2 separate regions of the Mus musculus genome follow, and region 2 is linked to region 1. A link is a loop called in an ENCODE intact Hi-C map of the cell type or tissue named here. Cell type or tissue: left cerebral cortex. All regions are shown on one strand. Links, peaks and the distances in the headings refer to the core of each region. The heading gives the core; the rest is flanking DNA. Region 1 has its middle 6.6 kb from the start of Gm24433. Region 2 overlaps Eea1 (early endosome antigen 1).

Region 1 (9,476 bases), core at 2,504-7,503:
GGACCCATGGCTCCAGACGCATAAACGAATGCAGAAGGATCCTATTGTGGCGTCGTTCTTGCTGGCGAGTCGGGCGCTCACATTTATCTATCCATCATTTATCTATCTACCCTTCTTTCTAGTCCTTGACTTTATCAGACTTTTTTTTTTCCTGATTTGATTATTCTGCTCTTGTATAATCTTTTCCTGAGCACACTTTATCAGTATTTATATTTTTCCAGCAACCAAACTGAACTTGGAATTGTGGTTGTTCAGACTGTGAATTGTGTTTAGTACTCATAATGAGATTATGGCGTTCCCCTGTACTGGGGCATATACAGTTTGTGTGTCCAATGGGCCTCTCTTTCCAGTGATGGCCGACTAGGCCATCTTTTGATACATATGCAGCTAGAGTCAAGAGCTCCAGGGTACTGGTTAGTTCATAACGTTGTTCCACCTATAGGGTTGCAGATCCCTTTAGCTCCTTGGGTACTTTCTCTAGCTCCTCCATTGGGAGCCCTGTGATCCATCCAATAGCTGACTGTGAGCATCCACTTCTGTGTTTGCTAGGCCCCGGCATAGTCTCACAAGAGACAGCTACATCTGGGTCCTTTCAACAAAATCTTGCTAGTGTATGCAATGGTGTCAGCGTTTGGAAGCTGATTATGGGGTGGATCCCTGGATATGGCAGTCTCTACATGGTCCATCCTTTCGTCTCAGCTCCAAACTTTGTCTCTGTAACTCCTTCCATGGGTGTTTTGTTCCCAATTCTAAGGAGGGGCATAGTGTCCACACTTCCGTCTTCATTCTTCTTGAGTTTCATGTGTTTAGCAAATTGTATCTTATATCTTATATGTTATTTTCTTTCTTTTCTCAATATGCTTAAAATTATATTTCTAGGTAAGATAAAATTCTAGATACCCAGTTGAATTTGAATTCCAAGAGAAAAATATATGAGTACGTTCATGCTAAAGATTTAATTGTTAACTGGATTAACTGAGTGCATCTGCTCACGTCTTTTAACCTAGCAGCCCTGTCTTAAAACTATTTGGTTATCAATGTTAGTGAAGTGACTCAGTGTGTAAAGGCATTGCCACCAAGCCTGATGACCTGAGTTGGCCAAAAAGTTGTATTCTGATTTCTACATACACCATGGCACTCTTCGCTGTACACAGAACCCATGGGGGAAGAAATCTCCTAATCTCTGTGAGTTTTAGGCCAACTGGTCTACATAGTGAGTTCCAGGTCAACCAGGGCTACCTAATGAGAGTGTGATGTGTGCGCGTGTGCATGAGCGTGTGTGCAGAACACAGTTTGTTTTTAACTACTCAGCTCCTCGGTCCATGAATCTTAAGGATCCCTGTCATGAACATGCTGTGTCAGGCACGTGGACAGATACCTTTGTGCCTGTCTACAATGTATGTCAGATGTTTTGAATAACAAAAAAATTACAGTTACATCCATTTTACTGGCAGCATTTGCCAAGTAGTTCTGACGCCCTCAATAGCTGGCTGAAGCAAACACAGATTCTTCAATTATGATTTTTAGCTACTAAGATGAACTCTTAGATTGTATGTTACATATCATATGGCACGTGCAAACAACGTATTAAAGAGGCAAGCAGAAAGCTGATGCAAAAAAAAATCTGTGAGAACGAGCTAATTAAACTCTGTTGGAGAAGCCACTTCAGTCAAGCCTCAGCATCACCGTTAAGCCAAGTTTCAGGGTTAAGTGGAGCTGTAGAAGTAAGATGCCAGACTGAAAAAGTTGTAGAGCATGAAGGGCAGGAGTAAGTCCAGATGGATGAGAGGGTAGACAAATGCATGGCAGGTCCTGATGTACAACAAGCACACAGACAAGTGGATGTGTAGAGGGATAGAAGGTGGTTGCTGACTAACCTGAAAGGATAGTTGGGAGTCCTCTTCCTGTTCACCCCCTTATGCATACACTGAAGAGTCAGACAACATGGATCACTGGGAGCTGTCTCAGCATCAGTCTGGTGTCTCCTCCTTTTTATGGAGTCCAGGTGAAGGTGTTGTACCCTTTCCTTGTTCTGAAATGTAAGTTCTTAAATATGGTATCCCTGATATGATACTTTTATAATGTGACTAAAATATATCGATCTGGTCATATGGTCCCAATTAATTTTGATAAATTTATAGTCTGACACGTTTTTCACTTTTAGGAATAAGCTATCAGTTTGTGCCTTAAGAGTAGTCCTGGATGGGTGGTGTTGCAATACTATTTTACACAATAAAAAGTAATGGAGCAGGACGTTGCCTGATCTCAGTAGCCCTCTGATTTCATCCTTTGTGGCAAACAAGGCTAGAATGTTCTGGTGTCATCTCAGGAGATATAATTATCAAGTGGAAGCAATCATCAAATACTTTCCTGACAGTCAGAATAGAAGAGAAGTATCTTGGAGGAAAGAAAGAGAGAGAAGACTTTTTAAATTTCATTTTCATTATGTTTGTGTGCACGTGTGCATGCCCATGCCATACTCAGTATGTGCAGAGGTCAAAGGAAAACCTTGTGGAGTAAGTTCTCTTCTTCCAACTTTACATGGGCTTCAGGATTAGAGTAGAACAATCTCCTGGTCAAGAGAATGGCATCTTGGGCCTATACGGAGTCCTAGCTTTCCAGTTGGGTGGGCTCAATCGCTTTGGCTAAGGGAAGACCTCTAGGAAAGCAGACTCATCTTAGGCCATGCTAAAGAGACTGGTAAATAATTCATTCTTTTTTAAAATTGGATATTTTATTTATTTACATTTCTAGTATTATCCCCTTTCCCAGTTTCCCCTCAGCAAACTCCCTATTCCACCCCCACCCCTTAGTCTACTCCCCCACCCACTCCTGCCTCACCACCCTAGCATTCCTCTACAGTGGGGTATCAAGCCTTCACAGGACCAAGGGCCCCCCTCCATTGATGCCAGATAAGGTCCCTTCAGCTCCTCAGTCCTTCCCCTAACTCCTCCATTGGGGTCCCCGTGCTCAGTCCGATGGTTGGCTGCAAGCATCCCCATCTGTATTTGTCAGGCTCTGGCAGAGTCTCTGAGGAGACAGGCTTCAGTCAGTATGCACTTCTTGGCATCAGTAATAGTGTCTGGGTTTGGTAACTGTATGTGGGAGGGATCTCCAGGTAGGGAAGTCTCTGGATGGCCTTTTCTTCAGTCTCTGCTCCACACTTTGTTCCTGAAGTAGCGGGTGGGAGAGACTTGGGAGGAAGAGAAGAGTGTGTGGGGGGGGGGGGGGGGAAGAATCAGGTATGGGAGGAGATAGAGGAGATGTACAGAGAGGAAATTGAACAGAGGTCTGTAGCAATGGGGGATGGGGAACTGGGAATAGCAACCAGAAAGTCCCAGATGCCAGGAAAGCAAGAGCCTCCCAGGACCCTACGGGATGACATTAGCTGAAATACCCCACAAAGGGGAGAGAGAACCTGTCGAGACCATATCCAGAGGTTAGGCATGCTCCCTCACCCTGGTTGAGGGATGGGGCCACCCATCCGTCTCCAAAATTTTAACCCTGAATTCCTCCTGTCTAAAGGAAATACAGGGACAAAGAGTGGAGCAGAGACTGAATAATTCATTCTTTATTGAGCTCCTGTACTTTTCCTTCCCAGCATCCTCTTCCTATTGCAGAAGCTTGTGAGTTGTAACCATGTAAGGTCATTAGTCTGTCCATTTTTCTAAATTATCCAGAAAATTCTAACATTTCCCTATCTTCTATGTTTTCTAAGCACATTTTCCTTAACACTTTGGACTTTCCTCCCAACATTTTGGACTTCCGTGCTCTTTCTCTCAAACTTCTTCCCTCCCTGACTTGTGGGCCATGTGTCTGACCACCACACCAGCTTACATAGCATGGCTCTCCCTTCTTGCCTGCCTTCTCCTCTGGACAACAGCTTGCTTGCCCTGTGTTTTTTTTTTTTTTCGAACTCTGTTGAAATTATCCTTGAGCTTCCATGTTATGGATGGCCCTGGAGCTGTTGTATTTTGATGTTAGTTCTGCTTTCCCTGGAGGAGCTGTCTGGAATGAGGACTGAGTCACATACTCAGGTGACTTCTTATGAACCATCTCCTAATGAATAAAGGAATCAATCACTAGGCAAGTATTGGGGGACTTCCGGGTTGGATGGAGGAAGAGAGGAAGCAGGAGAGAGTTAGGGGCTTTTTGGACAGTGTTAGTGAGAGGGCAACATGTAGCTATTAGTGTTTCCGGTTTGATTTGGCATCGGAGGATTTATATTTAATATGGTTTACAAGATTGGGATTCTCGTTGTTGTGCCATTGTTTCTGAACTAAGTTTGTGTGGCATTTTCCTTCATGCAGTGGATCAACTGGGTTTAAGAGAGAAAGGTATGGAGACAAAGCGTGGGTTTGCCAGATGTACACTGCAAAGGCCGTGGGAAGCATGGGGCAGGCATAGTAGCAACCCATCAGTGGGAACTTAGCAAGCTGGGTGGAGAGATTTTGGAGCTCTGAGTCAGAAATTCTCCACAAGATAAGAACTGGCTGGCAAGACGGCCGGGGCTGAGAATAGCTGGGTGAAGAACTGGAACTTGCCGTTCTTTTTACTATTTCCCACAACAATTCCATTTTAGTTTCTTTTAAAATTCTTTTACTAATAACATTAAGAACCCCAAAAGGAGGCCCCAATATTCCCTTTACCACTGTGTCATCTCACTGTCCCCACATCAGTTATCTTTGCCATTTGGTAATGTGATGTTTTCTCGTGTGCTTTCTGATCATTTTATTTTCCTTCCCTCATTCATGTCATTTTCCTGCCTTTCACAAAGGCTATCTTTCTGAAGGTTGATTGTGAAAAGCACAGTAGCCCATTAGAGAATAATAGTACCTGATGGTTATCTTTCTCTGTGTAGCTGAAGCTGGCCAAGGATTTATAATCTCCCTGTCTCCAATCACTAGAATGACAGGCATGGAATTCCCCTTCGTATAAGCTTTGCTTCTGGAAAGTCTGATTATCCAGGACCACACTCAGGAAGAAGAATGAGGAGAGGAGCCCCTGTAGCACGCGGAGCAGGACATGCTTGGGATACAACATCACAAGAATGAAAAGGATGATAAGGATGGTACTGGTATGTTTCTGAAGGTGATTTAGCAATATGGACAGACTGTCCACCAGGTTGTCCTTGATACTTGATACTCTTTTGTGCATTGGCTTGGCCTCTGAACTTTGGCATATATGAAGTGTTAGTAGAGTTTACTCAGGCTCTTGAACATGATCTGGGCAAAACTGTTGTATGCATTGCTGAGGCAGAGGCAAATGCTTCTTCAATGCCTGTTCTCTTCAAATTCTACCATAGTCTCTGTGACTATGAGATTTTGGAAGAGCACATGTCTAAATCTGGTCCTTTCCTGTCTTTCTGGCAGCTAAAGACGTTTCTTGTCATCTGGATGTGAGTAGATGTCTATGCCACTTCTGGATCATGCCTTTAAAGGGTATTCTTTTGGTATTTGGTTCTGTTTTGTTTTAGAGACAGGGTTTTCATATCTTAGGCTGTTCTTGAACTCTCAAACTCACTATGTAAGTGAGAATGACTTTGAACTACTGGTTCTCTTCCCAATTGCTGGGATCATAGGTATGCGCTGCTGTGTGTTGGGGTCATAGGTATGCACTGCTGTGCTGTGTGTATGACATATGGAGATCAAACCCAGAGCTTTGGCACATACTAAGAAGGATTCTACCAGCAGGGCTAAAACTCCAGCCTAGGACTGATATTGTTTTAGTTTTATTGTTTTTGTTTGTTTGTTTTGTTTGCCTTAAGGATTGAACTCAGGGCCTGGCACTGTAAGTAAGCCCCTTACCACTTTTTGTTGTTGTTGTTGTTGTTGTTGACTGGCAGCTTTATTTCTTTGGTGTTTAATTTCTACAATATTCTTTTTTTTTCTCTCTCTCTTTTTTATTAGGTATTTTCCTCGTTTACATTTCCAATGCTATCCCAAAAGTCCCCCATACCCACCCCCCCATCCCCTACCCACCCACTCCCCCTTTTTGGCCCTGGCGTTCCCCTGTACTGGGGCATATAAAGTTTGCAAGTCCAAAGGGCCTCTTTTTCCAGTGATGGCTGACTGAATTCACCATTCATTCATTCATTCATTTGCCATGCTAAGCATCAAAGCTAGAACCTGCCTCTGACTTTAGCCATTCTTGTGGGCTCTAGGACCATTTTCTCACTTTCGAAAACTAATGGTTCTGTCAGCTTCCAAGGCTCCAGATAGAGTTACCTGGATCCAGATAGAGTTACGTTCTCAATGGCTATCTGTAGGGCTGGTAATACAATCTAAAATATGGTAGTGGGGGTGGGAGGGTAATAAGATCCTGTGATGTGAACTTGATCAGTAAGAAACATGACAGGCCATTGCATACACTAGCAAGATTTTATTGAAAGGACGCAGATGTAGCTGTCTCTTGTGAGACTATGCCGGGGCCCAGCAAACACAGAAGTGGATGCTCACAGTCAGCTAATGGATGGATCATAGGGCTCCCAATGGAGGAGCTAGAGAAAGTAGCCAAGGAGCTAAAGGGATCTGCAACCCTATAGGTGGAACAACATTATGAGCTAACCAGTACCCCGGAGCTCTTGACTCTAGCTGCATATATATCAAAAGATGGCCTAGTCGGCCATCACTGGAAAGAGAGGCCCATTGGACTTGCAAACTTTATATGCCCCAGTACAGGGGAATACCAGGGCCAAAAAGGGGGAGTGGGTGGGCAGGGGAGTGGGGGTGGGTGGATATGGGGGACTTTTGGTATAGCATTGGAAATGTAAATGAGTTAAATACCTAATAAAAAATGGAAAAAAAAAAAAAAGAAACATGACAGGTAAATTGCTCTCCTTTACTGCACCTGACAACATGTTCTGAGAGGCCTTGCCTACATGGTTTTCATCTGATAGCTTGTTTGGAATATAGAAACAGACTTTACCATGGATCTATTCATTTCAGTAAATTTCAGTGGGAACTTGAGAGATTGAATAACACAGGCTAAAGAGCACTGCTCTAAGAAGCAGCTGCTCCTCTCTCCACACAGCACTGACACCTGCATGCATTGCTTTCAAACCAGTGCAAACCAAGCATAAAGGCACACCTAGAAAGCACCGAGGAAGAGGCCCATTCCAGGTACACAGAGCTAGGAGCTGGGGTGTTCTTGTCTGAAACATTGCAAGTCAGAAGACTCTCAAAAACATCTCCCCACAAATCAAGAATCTATAGACAGATCGTTGAACAAGCAAAACTCCAAATTATTAATTATACACAGCTATGCTATTCTAAGAAATGGTACAGAAATATCTTCAGCCAGAAGCAGTAGTCTATTGGACAAGGACTTGGATCTGCTCAGGAAATAAGGAGTGTCAGAAAGGTCAGGATTGGCAGATAAGTGCAAAATTCTTTTGAAAATTCTAGTTGCACAAAAATGTTGGGTGATAGTCTAAAACAAAAATAGTATGCATATGGATAAGGGGCTCACATGTTCAATCTACCTGAAGAAGTACTGGTAGTTAATACCTTCTGGAAGAGAGACAATCTTTCTTCTCTGGGGTATGGATACTGGTAGGTTGTCCATGTTCTCCCATGGTTGGACCACACCCATGCACATTAAGAAGTACTACTTGGATATATATATGTGTGTGTGTGTGTGTGTGTGTACTGAAAAACAAAGTATTTTAAGTATGAATATGTATATACATACATACACATATATGCATATCATATACATATGTATATATATATATATACATATTATATATAATGGATTTATACATGATATGTATAATGGGATATACATTTTTTCTAAGACAGGGTTTCTCCGTGTAACACTGGCTGTCCTAGAACTCTCTTTGTAGACCAAGCTGACTTCAGACTCACAGAGATCCACCTGCCTCTGCCTCCTGACTACTGGGCTTAAAGGTGTGCTCTACCATGCCTGGCTGGGTTAATTTTCTTTTCTTTTTTTTTTTTAAAAGAAAAGGATATAAAATTGGTCGGGGGAGGTATTGGGGAAAACTGAAGGGTGAAAAGGAGAAACTGGGAGAAGATATAATCATATTTCATTGTTTAAATGTATACAATTTAAATGTATACAATTCTCAAAAACTAAAATGTTATGATAGTAATAAAAATCCCATAATAGTCCAGATTGCACAGGAGAGCACAGTGCAAAACAACCATTGTATCAATGAAATGGAAGAGTTGAACTCATGTCAGATACAATTTTGCAAGCTAGTCTGTGATTAGGTGAAGACCAATCAGGTTGATCTAATTGGTATGGATTAAAACATCCTGGGTCTAAGCAAAAAATAAAAATATGCCTTTGAGTCAGAGGAAATAAAACTAGACACAAATGACAGAAAGGTAACTGGAAACAAATCTTTAAATCTTTAAAATACCAACTGGTCAAAAACAAAGCCACAGGATGCAATGGTTATCTTCATCGTCAACGGACTGGGGGTTGGGAATCACCTAGGAGACAGAGACAGACCTTTGGGTGTATGCATGAAGGTATCTCCAGAGAGGCTTAACTGAGGAAGGCAGAACCACCCTAAGTGTGGATGCATCGTCCCCTGGGCTCAGGGCCCAGGCTGAGAAAAAGGAGAGCGAGCTGAAGACTCGAGCTCAGTGTTCTGCTTCCTAACTGTGAAGGCAGTGTGAGCAGCTGCCTCGAATGCCTGCCTCTGCCTTTCCCTTAATGGTGGACTTCAGCCCCTTAATTTATGATCCAAATATAAATGCTTTGAGAGTTTTACATAATAAGTCTATGATAAAATATAGGCCTCAATATTTTATCAAGAGACTAAGGAAAAAATTTAAATTCCATCTCATTGTATTTTTCAACAAGAAATTTGAAGGTGATCAAAAAGAACCATGGTAGCTAGAATCTGTATTATCATTTCCCTCCCCTCCTGCCTCTTCATGGAAGAGGACACCGCTGTTGCTGTTGCTGCTGCTGCTGCTGGTGGTACTAGTACTAGTACTACCACCACCACTACAACTACTATGTTGGGAATTGGTTCTAATGATTTGTCTTATCTCAGCTCCCAAAAGCTGTGCTTCTAGACCTGAGGGTCCCTGCCCCCAGCTGGCTTCAATTGATAATAAAGAATTGCCATACAGCCAATGGTTGGGTAAGGAGACAGGGTGAGACTTAGAGAGAGAGAGAGAGAGAGAGAGAGAGAGAGAGAGAGAGAGAGAGAGAGAGAGAGAATTGGCATGACTCAGAGGCAGAGGAATCAGATTTAAGAGAGCTGCAGGAGAGAAACCATCTCACAATGTAGGTGGATAGGGAATGCAGCCCAATGGGGGTGGGGCTGCTCAGAAGCTAACTGGGCAGCAAAGATAAAATATAGATTTAGAAGGTGTTAAGCTAGGAATACTAGAGGGGAGTGTTTGGTAGCAACAGGGAGGTTTAGAGGAGCCCAGCCATTGAACTAGTCAAGGCATATCAAAATTAACTGCTGTGCCCGTGCGTGTGCGTGC
Region 2 (9,476 bases), core at 1,934-6,933, 110 kb after region 1:
GATTTTTGCCTGGGCACCAGTTGAAATTGCTAGAATAAAAGCACAGATCTCCGTAGAGTGTCTGAGTTCCACTCGTCAGTAAGCACACAGAATCATCATCTCAGTGGGTTTTGTTGACATGACGTCCTCACTCTAACATTCTCAGTAACTACTTGAAGCTTCAGCATTCTTCCCAGCTCTGAATCCCTGCCTGGCTGATCCTGGCCTATTATTACCTACAATTACATCCTGATATGTGAGATTTTTTTCTTAAGTGATCTACCTTGACTTTCTATTCTTTTTCCTATTGCACCGTGTCTGCCTGTGCCCATATTTGCCTCCTCTGTCTGAATGTGACCCTTGACACTTCCTTCTGTCTTTCGAGCTTCAGTGGATAAGCCCACATATACTGCCCACTGTGGAGGTACCATAGTGTCTTATCATCTGATTCCTTTAGTCACTTATCTTCCAGCATTTTTTAATAAGTGTCATGAACAAGAAACCTATTCCTACATATCTCTTTATTTCTCAAAAATTCTTCCTAAACCAAATTTTCCTCTAGTTTCTACCCGCTTTTCATATAATTTACATTTAAGTTGTAAAAATAGTTTATATTTCTTTTCCTAGCTCAAGAAAACTGAGATACTTGTTAGATTTGCAACATGGAGGTTTTGGGCCTTGGTAAGAACAATTTGGCAGAGATGAACACCTGATAGGATTTCAAGGCGATGGGGGTTAAGCTGGATTGTATAACTGTAGGTTACCCTGGGATTTTACTGTTAAGAGTAGGAAAGAAATGAAAATGAAAACTTTGGTAGAGGTCAACAGCTAAGAGGGTTTTCTTACCTGGTGTCTCAGAGTTAACTGTAGGTGGAGACACAGCTGGAAATAAAACCACTGAGATGATTATTCTGTGTGGTTACTGGCGAGTGGAACTCAGACACTCTATGGAAATCTGTGCCTTTATTCTAGCACTTTTCAGAAGTATGGGAGGAAAGGGACAGATTGCAGTACTGATCTGGAGTTGGTATTTTGTGGGGTGGTTGTCTGGGGTATTTTGAGGTGACAGGAAATGAACTACAAGAAAAGTTTGAGGTTTAGAAAGAAAAGCTAGGCTAACATGAATCAGCTGGAAGGAGACTGAAGTGATAGGCATTGAAGATGAGGTCATGCAATCAGCAGATAGGAAGTTGTGGTCACTGAGTAAGACAGTCATACTTTTTAGTTTTCCTGATTTCAGACTATTGCAAAATCCTTGTGTGATTGCAGTATAGAATGAGTTCTGGTGAGGAATTAAGTTAATATGAATGTTGAGAGTGCACTGTTAATTCTGTCTGTGTTTTATATTTTGTGGGAAGTTTGCAGAAATTGAGAATAAGACAAAGACTAAATCATCAAGTCTTACTTCTTGAGTGACTTCAGGGATTTACAGGTAGCAATAAACTGTCAAGGGTGGCAATGCTGCAGACAGCCCTGGGCTAATCATAGATGATGGTAACTCCGTTCTCCTGGGAGGGGCTGTGAACAAGGAAGGAGTCAGCACTCAGGTGATTTCCTGTAAACCTGCTTCCCACCTTAATTTGTAAATAAAGGCTAGAGCCAGTGATTGGGTGGAGAGAGAGGGGAAGGTGGAGCTGAAGGTTTTGGGAGGAAAGGAAAGAAAGTGGGGATGACAGAGGAGGAGGAGGAAGGAAAGTGGAGCAGAAGCACCTGGACTGGAGAAAGCACAAGTTCTAAGGGGTCTCTTATATGGGGAAAATAGTAGTGAAGTGGTAGATCTGCCCAATCTAGGTGCAAAGCCTGTGTTCAGATTAATCGAGTTGTGTTTTCATTGCTTGGGCTTATTTGGGTTGGAGATTTACCACACTTCCAAACCAGCACAGGCTTATCTACGAGGAGGATGGCAGTGACAAAAGCAGGGGTAGGCGGCCTCCTCTGCTTGCCTACAGGACTAGTCTGATGGCCGGTTAGAGAGGGAGATGGGTAAACAGGATCCGGGAAGGGAAAACCTGATTTCAATGGAGAATGAAAACCGTGACTTCTGCAGAAAGCTTTGCCCTGGGGAACTTGGATGCCAGAAGAGTAGTCAAAGGTGGTGAGAGGAGTTCTTGGTGGCCGGAGCAAAAGCTGAGAGCAAGTAGGTGGTGTCATTCTTCATAACTGAAGCTTAGAGAAATGAGAAGCCCACTTGACAGTGATCAACTTTTAAATCATTCAAGATGCTGGTGCCTACTTGCCGCTAACACTGCATGGCCTACCTGTAAAGCTGGGGCTGTATTCTGGGTAGAAAGTAGATGTTGCAGATGTCATCTATTGCAGGATATTGAGGAAGAAGAGGGCTTTGCTGATTTAGAGGAGTCCTACTGGGCATAGAAGTAAGCTTGCATAAGTATATATGTGTGAGAGTGCAGTGATGTGGGGGTGGGCCGGGGGAGGGCCAGTGTAAGACAGGGTCTCTGTGTAGCCCTGGCTGTCCTGGTACTCACTCTGTAGACCTGGCTGGAACTCAGAGATCTACCTGCTTCTGTGTCCTAAGTGCTAGGATCAAAGGTGTTTGCCACACTACACCCAGCTGCACTGGTTGTTTTCATTCAGTGTTTATTTCAGAGCAACAGTGTCATGTGTCTTGGATATATACTAATGAAGAAGAAAGACAATGTATTTATATTCTGTGCCTTATGTTGTAGTGGGAGGTAGAAGGAAGTAAATAAACATGAGAGAAATAACTAAGCTCTACTGTGCTGAGCTAAGTGCAGTACAGTAGAGAAACCAGCATAGAGACTGTTGCAAAAGGCTACGGGTGGAAATGCATGGGCAGGACAGCTCCACCTAGAAGGTGACACTTGAGCAAACATTTGGAGAGGAGGGAGGGAATCACTTGGGTGTTAGGAAACATTTAAGGCAGTGGTCACTAGTCCAAAGGCCCGGAGGTAGGAGTGAGCCAGGGTTGTCACTGAGTGAGTCCCATGTGTCTGAAAAGGGCCAGCAGTGTAGGAAATAAGGTCAGAGTCTCAGGAAAAGGTGGTGTAAATGGTTTTGCTAAATTTATGCTTATAAATAATGTAGACTTATTAAATACGTGGTTTTAATTAATTTGCTACAAGAAAATGTAATTGTTTTAAGATGTAGGACTAATACTTTGAACAATTAAATTTACAATTAGTCATTTTGTGTTTAAGGAATAACTTTTTAAATTTTCCATTCTTAAAATAGTAATTTTAACTCTTTTAGAATGATTTGGAGCAAGTGTTACGTCAGATTGGAGATAAGGACCAAAAGATCCAGAACCTTGAAGCCTTGCTGCAGAAGGGTAAAGAAAGCGTTTCCTTACTAGAAAAGGAAAGAGAAGATCTTTATGCAAAAATCCAGGCCGGTGAAGGAGAGACTGCTGTTCTTAACCAGTTACAAGAGAAAAATCATGCACTGCAGCAGCAGGTATGCTTGTGAACTTGACGGTTCTAACTTTACCCTAGTCCCCGGGAGCTATGGCAGCTGTTTGTCAAGGAAATTCATGATCCTGACCTTTCTTACTTGTTTTAAAATGTTATTTTTTATATCATATATTTATCATCAAGGTAGGTCACTATGTATTGAAGGCCTGTACAGTGCTTTGATAAAAGATGTGTGTAGTTCATGTCCTAGGATGTTTAAAAAAAGAAATGAGTGATGAATTAATAAGTTAAATGTTAGAATCAAATGTTTGCTATTACTGAGTATTGTATAATATTTAAAACTCAATGGTTATTTATGTTTTGATAATGTATTTGTCTTTGGATAATATAAAGCTTCCTAATAGTTTTAATAAATTGTTATTCCAAAATATATAAACAGTTTAATAGAAATATATAAAAATCTTAACTGAAGCGGGGTGCAGTGGTACACATATTTAGTCCTAGCACTTGGGAGGCAGAGGCAGGCAGATCTTTGTGAGTGCAAAACTAGGCTGGTCTACATATCAAGTTTCATGCCAGTTAGGGCTATCTAGTGATATTTTATTAAAAATAGGTAAATAAATAACTGAAAATATTTTATATCTGATGTTTTGGAAAAATTAAGTAATAGTAGGTGCTAATTGGGGAGCTAGAGTGTAACATGAATTCCTGCCACATGTCCTGTTTAGTTGTTTTCTTAGTTTCCGTTTTGTTTTAAGACTGAGATCTCACATACAAACTCAGCTGATGAGGCCTCATCAGACAAGTACTTTACAATACCTTCTAGTGATTATGGGTGTGAAGGACAAACCATAATAATGTGACTAGAAGTGGGCATGAACTATATATTCTATATGGGCAGAACACCCATATAGAACTGCTAAAGATAAAACGGGTAAAATACTTGAGTAGAAACTAACACTGGAAAAAGGCATCAATGAACAGAAAAGCAGGACAGTTGGAAGCATTCAAAATGAAGCAGAGAAGAGAGACCCGCGTCTCCGTGGGGCAGCATCTCATAGGCTGGCTGAGAGTAGTGAGGAGGATGACTCATTAAAATGCATCTGTAGATTTAAAAAACCTCCCATGTACATGAAAGGAAATATCAGATGAATTAGGTTTCATCTACATTTTTAAAATGTATGCTTTTGAAAATACAACATTACAAAGGTAAAGTCAACCTAAAAACAGTATAATTTGTCTGAGAGCTTAGAGATACTGACAGTGGCAAGGAGCCCTTTGTTATCAGGTCAGTGGGGAGCTGCGGGGGCGAGGGTGACTACAGGGCCCATGTGAAATAGCTTTGTGTAGGGGAAACATTCTTTACTGAGTGTGCACCTTATCAGATCTCAGATTTGATACTTAAGTTAGGTGAGTTTTATTGCATATAAACTCTAGTTAAATAGAGATTATCTAAAAATAATAATATCTAGCTGAATTTGATGTTCCTAGGATTTGGGCTTATTATACTGGCTTGTTATGAAAGGTTTGAACATTTTTACTTGAAAAACCTTGCAATTACCTGTTATAGGGCAATTCAGAATTCTGAGGGTAGTTTGGTTTGAGTGTCTTCATTTTTGTTGTGGTTTGCAAACTTTGTAATTAGACTCTTGCATGTGTACTAGCTAACTCAACTGACGGAGAAGCTGAAGAATCAGTCGGAAAGCCATAAACAAGCCGAGGAGAACTTGCATGACCAGGTACAGGAACAGAAGGCACATCTTCGAGCTGCACAAGACCGTGTTCTTTCTCTGGAAACCAGTGTCAGTGAACTAAGCAGTCAGTTAAATGAAAGCAAGGAGAAGGTCTCGCAGCTTGACATACAGGTAATATGCTGTGCCATGAGTTTGTATGTATAAAACATCGTTTTAGACCATACACGTGTTTTTTGCATACATTTGAGTGGAAAATGACACAAATTAAATTATGTAGTTTCTTGAGGTTTTCTTTGTCCACAGATATTTCTGTTCTTTCTCCCTATGGACAGGTGATTTCTGTAGTGTAACTTTTGATTCCTACTTTCAAGGTCCTCCCTGGTAGGACTGTCAGCACAGTGTGAAGGTAAGTTAGCACATGCAGTGTCTGCGAGTACCCAGGAGCCTGTTGTTAGAGCGAGCTTACTGTGGAAGGGCTTTAATGCCTACGTCCAACAGTGTAGGCTGCAGTAGTAGCCAGGTCTCCACTCTTCATGAATGTAAAGGGCCTGGAGGTGGGTCTTCCTCCCATCCTCCCATCCTCCCATCTTCTGAGATGATGGTGCAGCCAGTACTCAGCTCCCTTACGTCTTCACGGATTACATGATTTTGGAAAATATGCCACATATATATTGAAGCATTTCATGATTTTTAGTTTATTGGATAAATGAACTGCTATATGTAAATGAAGCTGATTGCACAAAAATGAGTTCTTTGTCAGTGAGTTGATTACTTCTGTTATTTTAAGTATAGCTTTCTTTAGTTTTTAATTTGAACTCAGTATAGAGATATACCTTATCCAACATTATTTCTGCAGACTAAGTATTGAGATATTAATTATTTGAAGTTTTTTTTCTGCTTAAAATTACCCTTAACATGGATAGTTTACATCTTTTGTATTCACTTAGCTAAATGAGTATCATTTTCACTCTGCTAAAAACATTTTAATTTCAGATATATTTATATCTTTTCTACTTTTTGCTTTTTTTATTAGAGGTGACTTGTGCTAAACTTATTTCAGTACTTATTACTTTTAATAAAGAGAGTATAACTCTTAACTCCTTTGATTCTTGTTCAAAGTAGAAAGCCTGACGTTTTCAATATGTAATTTCTTGACTTTTAATGATCATCAAAGGAAAACTCTTTATATGAGAAGTTATCTGGAAAGAGTACATTTTAAATGTACTTTTAGTTTTATTGTTTGGACTCCATACTGAAACCCTTGATCTTTGGAGCCACCACTTGAAATGGCGTAGTTCAGTTGATTGTGATACTGGTAGACGTTAGATGTGTCCTTTTGAAAAATAATTCAGAAAAAAATATACAAGTTATTTGTCTTTTAGAGATAGGATCTAAGCATGTAACATAGACTAGAATAGAGCACATAATCCTTTTGCCTCTGCCTCTAACATGCTTGGATCACAGCCTAGTATCCCAACTCCTGGTACTGTTTCCTTCACAAGGGGCAGAGCACTGTGGGTTGGTGTCACAGGAACAGCTTCCTGCTGTCAGGTGGCCATCACTAGGAGTCTTCTCCCTCACCCACTTCTGTTTAGGAGATTTCACATATGTGCTTTTCAGTGTCTCAATTATTACTTTCTACTAATGCACCTAATTTTTAATACTTTTGTGATAAAATCAATATGTCTTAAGAAAGGAAAGTCAACAATTAAATATAGAATTAAAAATTTGTAAACTTTGTTACAGATTAAAGCCAAAACTGAATTATTACTATCAGCAGAAGCAGCAAAAGCTGCTCAGAGAGCTGATCTTCAGAATCACTTGGACACAGCTCAACATGCGTTACAGGATAAACAACAGGTAGGAAGACTGGTGATGTTTTGCTTGGTGTACACATACTAATACTTCCCTTCATACACATGAAATCATACGTAAGTAACTATGGTACTTGCATGTTACTTACATCTGGAAAAATGTTTGCATGTGATCAGAGTTGGAAATGATAATGTGAAAATATTTATAAGAGCAACCACATAAAGGTGTGCTCTTTATCTGTCTAAATATTACTAACAAAATTCCTGAGCAAACATCAAAAAGATGAAACAATAAACAATTTCTAGCATTTGCATGATGAGGATTTGTTAATATCCTTGTTATTTAAAACTTTGTAAGCAGGAAGTGGACCACTAAGGAAATTCAGGCTGACCATTACTTACCCAAAAGATCTGACATTGAAAATATCCCCAATACAAAACTTTTTGAGTAACAATGACGGATTTAGAGCACATGAAATCTTAAGTTTCTGATTAAGGGTTATTAACCTGTGAATTCTATATTCCAAAACCTGATTTTTCAGATTTTGTGCTCTGGAGCATTTCATATGTAACAAAGACTCCATTTGTATACAAATATAAAACTGTGCTAGAAACCATTCAGGATCCTTAAGAATCAGTTACAAATTGATACAATATTGAGATACATTTGTCACTATAGAGGGAAACTCAGTGTGTATGTGTTTGTGTGTGTGTGTGTGTGTGTGTGTGTGTGTGTGTGTGTGTGTGTGTGTGTGAGTGAGTGAGACGGGGCTGTTTAAGGATATATATATATATATATATATATATATATATATATATATACATATATATATATATATACATACACACATATATATATATACATACACATACATGTATATATGTATGTATATGCATGTGTATATGTTTTAAGAATTGAGTGGAAAATGAGGGGCAAGAGTCTTGAAGGATGATCAAGAAAAGTATTTAAGAAAATGCTATAATGAAACTATTTCTTTGCTAATTAAAAATAAAATAATTTTTAAAATTTAGAATTTCCCATATTTTATAGTGTTTTATGCTAAGGGAATAATAACTATAAATAGTGTATTTTTATCTCTGGTACTAAATACAGAAAGTATAATAGTGATCTAGGAATTTAAAATAGATTAGTAATAAGTTGAATAGCTAAAAAAAAATGAGTTATACCAAAAAAGATGGGAATTTATGCAGCTGCATATAATCTAGAGAACTACTAGAAAGTTTTATGGTAAATTGTTGTGATAAAATAAAGAAATTTAAAATAAAATAGTATGCAAGTAGGATCTTATTTTTATATTATTTACATAATTATTTATTTACTATAATGCTGGAGATCGAATCCAGGGCCACTCTCATTCTAGGAATGCTAGCTCCTACAGAGCCTCAGCCTGTTAATATCAGTACATAAAACAAGTAGAAGAGAAATTAATATACAGAGAAGACTAGCAGGAAAGTTATCAAAACATTGACACTGAAATCCCATGGGTGGCAGATGTACTAGTAATTTTTATTATATTCTTTCTATGAAACTGGATATTCTAGTGACTTAAGCAAGTGTCACAGATGTAACAACTACAATATTTTTGGAATATAATTTCTAGATAGTGCTTTGAAAATTGAAAACATTCAGCTACAGTATAATAGTTACTTCTATTAACTTGTTTAATGATCTGCCATATGTTTTAGCCTTTAGATAATACTTCTAGAAAAGTATTGAAACTCTGTTAACTGGCTGTGGAAGTAGCTCAGTGGCATAGTTTTTACCTAGCATATATGAGGGCCTGGGTTGGCTGTAGCTGTGGAGGGCTGAAGAGTTGGCTCACTGGCTAAGAGCCCTCATTGTTCTTACAGAGGACCTGGGTTCAATTCCCAGTGCCCACATAGCATCTCACAACTGTCTGTTGACAGTTTCAGTGGATTTGATACCCTCTTCTGACCTACACTGGCATATAGGCACAGAACTTATATGCATAAAATAATAAAGCTAAAATATTTTCAGTTAGCTGTTACACAAATTAGCTTGGTATCTAACAGTATGTACAACTCAGTCTTTGTTAGTAGATAAAAAAAATGGCTGATAAGTCACTGAATGTATCTGAAGGCTTATCGAGATATTTTCTTATATAAAAATATAATTTTCAGTTTTACTTTTACTGAATATTGGATTGGTACAAATTTACTTCCAATGTGTTTTTCTGCAGGAGTTAAATAAGGTCAGTGTGCAGTTGGATCAGCTCACTGCAAAGTTTCAGGAGAAGCAGGAGCATTGCATTCAGCTGGAAAGCCACCTTAAGGATCACAAGGAGAAGCACCTCTCTTTAGAACAAAAAGTTGAAGACTTAGAAGGCCACATTAAGGTTTGTGTAAAACCAGTCGGATTTGTCGTATTTTCCACTCAACAGCTTTGGGGTTTGATGGCCTTTACAGATTCAAAGATTGTTAAGTAAAAGAGAAAGACAAAAGGGTAAAAAATGTAAAAATTACTTTATCAATTAATATATTTCCATCTTTGTTTTCAATTCCTTCATTAATGGGTGGCTTTTATAAGTAAAAATTAACATAGTGCTAGTTTATTG

Evidence for each region. Hi-C counts contacts between places; a loop is a spot of excess contacts. Peaks named below come from ENCODE experiments on the same cell type or tissue, not always from the same donor. Only the 100,000 strongest peaks of a DNase experiment are listed, where the experiment ranks them.
Region 2: it touches region 1 in a loop (3-fold over the local background); 3 of 42 quality-filtered maps call a loop at or near these places.

The regions. Positions count from the first base shown.
Region 1 is chr10:95,900,436-95,909,911 of GRCm38, forward strand. No RefSeq gene overlaps it. Among named protein-coding and RNA genes, the nearest start is that of Gm24433, 6.6 kb to the left of the region's middle. In left cerebral cortex, for the core only: no CTCF peak of the experiment used is centred there; a DNase peak (open chromatin) is centred at 4,434.
Region 2 is chr10:96,014,796-96,024,271 of GRCm38, forward strand. It overlaps Eea1 (early endosome antigen 1), which reads left to right. Exons shown (of 29, transcript NM_001001932.3): 14 at 3,211-3,414; 15 at 5,036-5,236; 16 at 6,812-6,925; 17 at 9,102-9,257. Among named protein-coding and RNA genes, the nearest start is that of Eea1, 79 kb to the left of the region's middle. In left cerebral cortex, for the core only: no CTCF peak of the experiment used is centred there; a DNase peak (open chromatin) is centred at 4,421.